Regions from separate parts of the Homo sapiens genome. Here region 1 is linked to region 2. A link is an interaction called in ENCODE POLR2A ChIA-PET data of the cell type or tissue named here. Cell type or tissue: K562. All regions are shown on one strand.

Region 1 (4,000 bases), 51 kb before region 2:
TAGAGAGCCCAGAATTATTGGGAACTCAAAACACATACTCTAAGTTTGCAGGGATTACACCGAGAAGGCACAGTATAAACCAGCCACCAAAGATTGCTGCTGCTTCTATCACAGTTAGGAAGTGGCCAAATCAAGCAGCTACTACCACAATGGCTGGATCCAGAACCACTCTCTCCACTGAAGTTTGTGACATTAAAAATAGATGCACACACCTTGCTGTTTCCCTGTGTTAGTCAGGTTTTGTATCAGTGTCTTAAGTTAGCATCTGTGATAGATGTGACCTAAACAGCATATCTTATTCTAGTAGCAAGAGAAGTTAGATGAGTTTTTTTCCTTCCCTTCCTTCCTTCCTTCCTTCCTTCTTCCTACTTCTCTTTTTTCTTCTCTTCCTCTTCTTATTCCTTCTTCTACACATTGATTTTCAGATCAATGAAAGACAGATGTCCACTTCAGCAAGAAAATATATATTCAAAATATCTAGAGAGTAACATAAGTAATGGTGATTAAATTCTGATTTATAAGTATCAAGCCTAACATCTGTAAGAATCCCCAGGAGGAATTCCTAAAAATAATGCAATACAGTAATTAGAAGCACAAAATTGGGGGGAGGAAGTCAAACAAACATTATAAAAATCCCATCTTGGGTGGGGCATGGTGGCTTACGCCTGTAATCCCAGCACTTTGGGAGGTGGAGGTGGGCAGATCACGAAGTCAGGAGTTTGAGACCAGTCTGGCCAATATGGTGAACCCTGTCTCTATTAAAAATACAAAAAATTGCCGGGTGTGGTGGTGGGCACCTGTAATCCCAGCTACTCGGAAGGCTGAGGCAGGAGAATCGCTTGAACCCAGAAAGCCTGGGTGATGGAGCAAGACTCTGTTTCAAAGAAAAAAACAAACAAACAAACAAATCCCACCTTGGACAAGTTCTTTAAACTCTTTAAGCCCTTGTTTCTTCTCCTATAAAATGAGAAAACTATTTGTTACCTCTTAATTATCAGGTGAGAATAAAAAGTGACAATGTATTTTATACTATTAGCAGGAAGTCTGGGACAAGGTAAATGATCAATAGCAGGTGTTAACTCTAAGTACATAACTGTGGTTCGTAGTTTAATGGTACAAGTCCCATGGAGAACATGAGATTTAAGCTTAGCTTAAAAAGGAAGAAATAGAGTTAAAAATGATGAAAGAGAGGTGTTTAAGATGTTGTCACTGCACAGTGTCCCAGAACCTTTCACAAAAGGTCTTAAAAAACCACTTAGAGTCTAGTGTCTTATAAATGGGTAAATGGACACATTGAAAGGTGACATGTCATCTTAGAATAGGTGAGTAATGGAGAAGTCAAAGTAGGTGACTCCCAAGTTGGTATTCTAACCACTTAACTGCATTTCTTACTTGGCTTAAACTATTAAAATTGAGAGTTTTTTGTTCTGTCTTATATTATCATCAACATTGACATAGCTATTAATAACATAGACACTAAAGGAAGAAAATGAGATTAACAATGGCATCCATCAGCTAGGTCTTCATCAAACTATGGACAAGAGGAGTCAATGTCAAAACAGTGCACGTAATCTTTTCCTTGACTTTGAGATTGTGTAATGACTCATAACAAGCCAATATGTAAAACACAGATTACGTTGACTAAAAAGACTGCACTTTTCTTTCATTTTTATTGTTTCCTGTTATATCTATGATTACATACAGCTGTTCTTCTGCCACCAATTCACATATGAACACCTTTTGGTAGTTTTAATTGGTTTCGTCCCGTAAATAGAGACTTATGTTAAAATAAAATGAAATCAATAGATGAAGGTTAATTGTGCTCTGTTCTTTTTTTTATTTCCTAGGCTTACAGGAGAACTACTAATTGAATCTGATGAAAGCCATGGTTATCTCTTTAATCATCTCTAAAAAAAAAAAAAGCTGTAAAGCAAAAAAGCCCATTCCTACTTTAATTTTCTCTTAAAAGCATTTGTCATCACTACTGACATTGGACCGAACTACTATAGATCAGGAAGCATGGATTGTTTCTACAGAAAGGGATTTTAAAGTTCCTGTTCATCAGCCTTCGTTTTATACATGGACACCTGATTGAGCTGTGGGTGGGTTCCTGGGTCTTGTCCAGTTTAGTAGCAGCCCTGGGAGAGCAAGCCAGGTTCTGGGGTACCAGTTCAGTGCTTTTCCATTGCAAAGATGGAATTTGACATTTTTACCCATCGGATTTCCTATCACATTTTTTTGCAAGTTTGCTTGGCTTGCTCTTGTTTCATTTGTGGCTATGAAGATTAAAGAAGATAATAAGTGGCAGGAAACATGGCACTTAATAAACATTAGTTGTTCTTTCCCTTTCTAAAACCTTGTGTAAATATAATTTTATAAATCACATTTAAGGACACTTAAGAGACCTCTGTTTTAAGACATCTGGAAGGGAATCTTTTTGCAAAGGAGGAATCTTTTATAATGCAAATAACCATCCCCTAGGTAACCTGTTTTGCCATCCTGGATATTTATAGTGCTCTGAGAAGAGTTTGTTGCTTTAGGATTGATATAAAGCTCTCTTCGCACACTAGTAGACAAATGGCAAAGTTCGTGCAATTTACCAGCCCTCTTCCTGATGGATTATGGCCCCGTGCATTCTCCAGGCGCTATAAGCTACAGGACCTGCCCTGCGATGAGAGGCTGTGTGTGGATGCTGTACACCACCCTCTTAGAGAAAGCAGAATTCACTAGCTGTATGGGGTTGTTTCTTGAAGACAGGAGCTGGACAGGCTGGCAAGCAAGCCTTACTTTTCCCATCAGAAAGAGCTGATTGTAGCTTTTCCTTCTTCATTTTATTCTCACAGGAGGATAAAATCTGTTTTCCCTGAGAACCATAACATTATTACAGTAATATGCTGAGGGGGCTCTCTAATGCACAGACTGTCATCTAAATTCATTGGTTCCTGAAGTGTCCGCTTTTAATTAACTGTGCTGTCATAAATTGCTGGGCATTCTTTGATGATGATGATGGCAGCTACAAAATAATTAATACCTTTAAAACACATCAGTGTGCTGTTTACACACTTGTCTTCAAATAGTACTAAATTATTAGTATTAGGGCTTGAAGAAGGGTGTTCTTTCTGAGTTATTTAGTAGTGACATGTGGTATTACATTTCTCTGCATTTTTGTAGCTAATCTCCCTTCTGGCTAATAGTGCTTCTTTGTGAAATTTCTGACCTAGATGATCAGTAGATTTTGGATCTATGCCGTCAAGCATAGAAGTAGTATCAGGTAGTAGTGAAGACACCACGCACAAAACCCTAGTTTTATCACTTACTAGTTGTGTGAGCTTAGGCAAGAATGTTGACTGCTCTGTGCCTCTGTTTACCCATCTATAAATTTACCTATAAATTGAGGTTAATTGTAATAGTATCAACCCTACAGATTGTTGTGAGGATTAAATTAATTACTACACAAAAAGCATTTAGAACTATGCTTGATACTGTATGTATTCCACCGTTATTATTCTGCAAATGTGTAAAATCAAGAAATCACAAAAAGGATAGGATTTTATCCTTGTCATTCTTAGTAACTTGCTTTTTAACTGACTGGGCTCTGACATTTACCAACATTCCCCTTTGCCAAAGTGATCTCATTCATAACTTGGGAGACTTTTCTGTCACTGGAATTTTTCCATTCATTTGCAATCAGGTATGGAGGAAGGCAGTAGGACTTTTTCACATTTGTGATGACTTGTTACCAGTCACATAAATCTTCTCGTTTTGAAAATACAGTTGGTAGCTCAATATATATTTTTTCATCTCTCTGATTGCCTTAGATACACTGAAAAATTAGTCTATGAACTTTTTCTTTTTTTAATTTTAAAATTGTTTTATTTTATTATTTCATATTTTAGTTGACACAATAATTGTACATATTTGGGGAGTATACAGTGGTATTTCAATATATATCATGTATAGTGATCAGATCAGAGTAAGTAGCACGTCCATCATCTCAAAT
Region 2 (4,000 bases):
CGCGCCACTGCCCTCCAGCCTGGGCGACTGAGCAAGACTCGTCCTCAAAAAAAAAAAAAAAAAAAAAAAAAAAAAAAAGAAATATTATTTCCCCTCATTTTACAGTTGAGAAAATGGAGGCACAAAAAGTTGGTAACAGGTGCAAAGTCAGACAGCTAACAGGAGGTAGAGCCAAGACCTATAACCTAGGTCTTGCTTTTAGCTAGAGCTCCTGCTTTTAGCTACTACATTAGAGTGTTTTCCATATACGAGGGCAGACTCTAAGGCTATTATGTGATACGTGAGAAAGAGTATGCTCTCTGGAGTCAAACAAATTTGGATGGATTCTGGCTGTGCTACTTTTTTTTTGGGCTTGGATAAGTTATTTAAACCTTTTAATCTTAACTTTCTTAACTAAAAAATGGAAATAGTCAAGAAGCTAAAGTCAAATATTATAAATCTTCTAGTACTTAAGAGTGGTACTTTTTTTTCAATTTCCTTGTAAATTGCTCAAGGCATGTTTTATAACTTTACCTACAGCTCCTCTGGTCATGTGTGTTTTCAGTGAATGAATGGGACAATTCTGTGTATCCAGGGAGCCTACTCTCTACCATTTTCCTCAAAGAATCAGTCTCTTCTTAGACAGAAGCTACATTTTATAACATATTTAGAGGTCTCTTAAAAGGCATATTTTCTCTTGGAACTTTTTTTGCCTTTTAAGATTTGTGCATTAAGTCTGCAAAGACTAGAATTAAAGTAACTTGTGTTCAAAGTGCCATAGTAAATATAACAGGTATCTGATAACAGACTTCGAACTGATGAAACTGACCAACATTAATCATTTCTAAATATCCTCCTTCTTCTTTAATCTTCATCTTCTTTTCTGGGACTGCTGCACTTTGCAGGTTTTCTCTTAGAGTAGCTTCTTGGAGAGTAGCTGGTAATATAATTAGGACGTGCTTCTGATGACTCCCTCTGATATCTTCAGAAGCAGGATCAAGGCTGATGACTCCTTGGCAAGTGGCTAAGCTGTTGTATAGGCATCTGAACACAAATAGTCAGAGTTTTCTTCAAGAATAAAATCTGGACTCCCTAACTTGGCATTTCTGGATTTCATCAGTCTGGACTCAATCTAATTTTTCAGTCTTATCTGTGCACTACCCCCACCTTATTGATTTCCTATGCCGAACTGCCAAACTGAATGATTTGCTATTCCTAAAGGCTGTCTCACACTTTCTTCCCTCTATCTTTGTGACAGTGTGATGGCCTCTGCCTGATATGTGAATTCTCTCTGTTAGAACCCATCCCATCATCCCTTAGACTCAGATCAAATACTTCATCATCTAGAAAGCTTTTCTGAGTAACACCAGGCAGAAGTAGTCCCTCCTTCCTTTGAACTTCTACATTATTTGAGGGCATTATTCTTTCATTCCATATCCATGAAACACATCCTGCCAACCTACTATTTGCTATTCACAATATCAGGCACTGGAGATACAGAGCTAAATGATATCTACACTGCCCTCATCTTCATGGAACTTAACCATACTCCACTTGTGCTGGAATTAGTTCAGTATTTGTATACTTCCTATGAATAACTTATCTTTGTATCCTCCATAGTTCCTATAATGTAATGGGTCCTCAATAAATATCTGAAGAAGTGGCCAGGTGTGGTGGCTCACACCATTAATCCCAGCACTTTGGGAGGCCAAGGTGGGAGGATCACTTGATCCCAGGATTTCAAGACCAACCTGGGAAACAAAGTGAGACCCTGCCTCCAAAAAAAAAAAAAAAAAAAAAAAGTGAGCATTTTCTAACATGAAGTGCAGAACAGAAATAAATAAATAAATATTTGAGTAGCACTTGTTGCCTAAATAAATGGAGGTTAGAAACCAATGGACTTTGTTTCCATAGATCCAGATAAAGCATATTTCTTCTTGTTTTTCTAGCTGTTCTTATAGCCAAAGCTTTCCTCATTCTAATAAATCCAGTTATAGATAAATTATTTTGTACATGTGAGTGTTTGTGGATGTGTGTAGGTGTAGGGAAATACACAACAGTCATATTTTTCTTTTTTATTTAGGTAGTTTTGTCTATTTTAATATATAACTTAACGATTAAGTGAGTTTTATCTGCAGAAGGTCAAACATATCTACAGAATGCTCAGAATTTCAGATGATATTGTTCAGCATTCGTGACAGAAAAGCCTCAGTGGACTTGGAGAGAGGGTTCAAGAGCATGTTAGAGTTAAATTGGTTTGGTAAACTTAATGAGACCACTTACACTCCGGGATTTGAGACACTAAAGTGAAAGAAGTTGGATGAGTGCAAATTATTATTTTTGTATTCTACACATATATTCTATAACAACAACAAGTGAAAAATATCCAGTTTCATTTTAGCATAGCTGGTATTTTTTTCAATAGTAATTGCAGGGTTATTATTTAGGTTATTTAACTTTCATATTATAGAATGTAAAGGAGGCAGTGTTGGGGTTTGAAAAGATGTGCTTCTGTAATGAATGTTACTTACTATTAATGGCAGGTAGTCAGAGGCGACATTTTTGCAATTTAAAAGGGTAAGAGTGTGATTATATTTTTAAAAATATACGTGCCAAGATATGCAGATATGATGGAGCTGGGCCTAAACCCCACATTTCATGGGAAATGAATCTAATCTACAAGGACACTAGTTTCTCCTTGACTTCAAAAATTTTAGGAATAGTACAATCTTGGGGTCTTTTTTTTTTTTTTTTTTTTTTTTTGATGGATTCTCACCCTGTCGCCCAGGCTGGAGTGTAATGGCATGATCTTGGCTCACTGCAACTTCTGCCTCTTGGGTTCAAATGATTCTCCTGCCTCAGCCTCCCTAGTAGCTGGGATTACAGGTGCCCGCCACCATGCCCGGCTTATTTTTGTATTTTTAGTAGAGATGGGGTTTCACCATGTTGGCCAGGCTGGTCTTGAACTCCTGACCTTGTGATCTGCTTGGTGTCTTTGATTCTATTATTACATCAGAGTTTTTAGGTGGCCTGAAATTAACTCATCTTTGAGGAAGTCCTTGTTCACCCAGATATGCTTCCTGCTAAGCCCACTGTAGCCTCCCACTCTCAAGGTGGGTGCTGATGGATTTAATGCAGCTCCGACATTGCCGGCAGAGTGTGCTTGAGTAAACTCCTTACCCTCTTTCACCCACTAATTCCAACTCTGTAAGGTGGTTTCAGTCCTACTCACTCTCTTTCCTCTGAGTAACTCTTTGCATACCAAAAACACCCAGTAGTTAAGCAAGGTTATTAATATCTATTAGAAAAATTTAGTGAAATAGTGTTGGGATTCATCTATAGTAAGTAATATTTATTGCAAAAATCAAAGCACCCAGAGGTCTGTAAGATTGGAACATTTTATTCCGTTGAGATACTATAAACAAACGGAATCAGACAGGGAAATGTATTATTTGTCAAGGGCTCTTCACAGAAGTCAACAGAAAATGAGATACAGAGATGTTTAACATGAAGTTAAGTTGTTTGTAGTGTCTGTGGGATCAGGGAGTGAAGAAATATTTGTGATTATGGAATTGATATAAATTGAGAAAGGTAAAAGATCAGATTTATGAAAGGGTATACTCCACAAGAGAAATGGGAAAGGAAAAACCAAGGATGATGATCTTTTCTAACATCTGAGATGAGTGGTGTTGAGAGGGGATTTCAGCTGCATCTTAAGAAAGGGAATAGTCGAGGTGACCAAAAATAATCTTTGAAGCCAAGTGTTTCAAATCAATTTATAAGAAGAATAACTGAAGAGTACTTACGAAGCTCTGTAAGCTAAGAGCATGGCACATCTTAACAAAAGGAGGAAAATGAGCCATAGGCTTGGTAGGGAATGAGGGTAAGAAAGGATAGAGTTTGTGGGCTGTGAAGGAGACAAAGTCTTCCTTTCATATGTTTTTATAATAACACATATATTTTTCAAAATCTGGGAGACTTTTTCAGATTTATAAGGATAAACAAATTATTTTTATAAGAT

The links. ChIA-PET counts read pairs that join two places held together with the same protein. Peaks named below come from ENCODE experiments on the same cell type or tissue, not always from the same donor. Only the 100,000 strongest peaks of a DNase experiment are listed, where the experiment ranks them.
Region 1: POLR2A ChIA-PET joins it to region 2 with 6 read pairs; 4 of 35 experiments call an interaction of 5 or more read pairs at or near these places.

Annotation. Positions count from the first base shown.
Region 1 is chr21:14,628,308-14,632,307 of GRCh38, reverse strand. It overlaps a transcript of SAMSN1 not described here. Among named protein-coding and RNA genes, the nearest start is that of SAMSN1-AS1, 48 kb to the right of the region's middle. In K562, no CTCF peak of the experiment used is centred here; a DNase peak (open chromatin) is centred at 1,567.
Region 2 is chr21:14,577,423-14,581,422 of GRCh38, reverse strand. It overlaps a transcript of SAMSN1 not described here. Among named protein-coding and RNA genes, the nearest start is that of SAMSN1-AS1, 2.8 kb to the left of the region's middle. RefSeq lists an enhancer at 2,941-3,235. In K562, no CTCF peak of the experiment used is centred here; no DNase peak of the experiment used is centred here.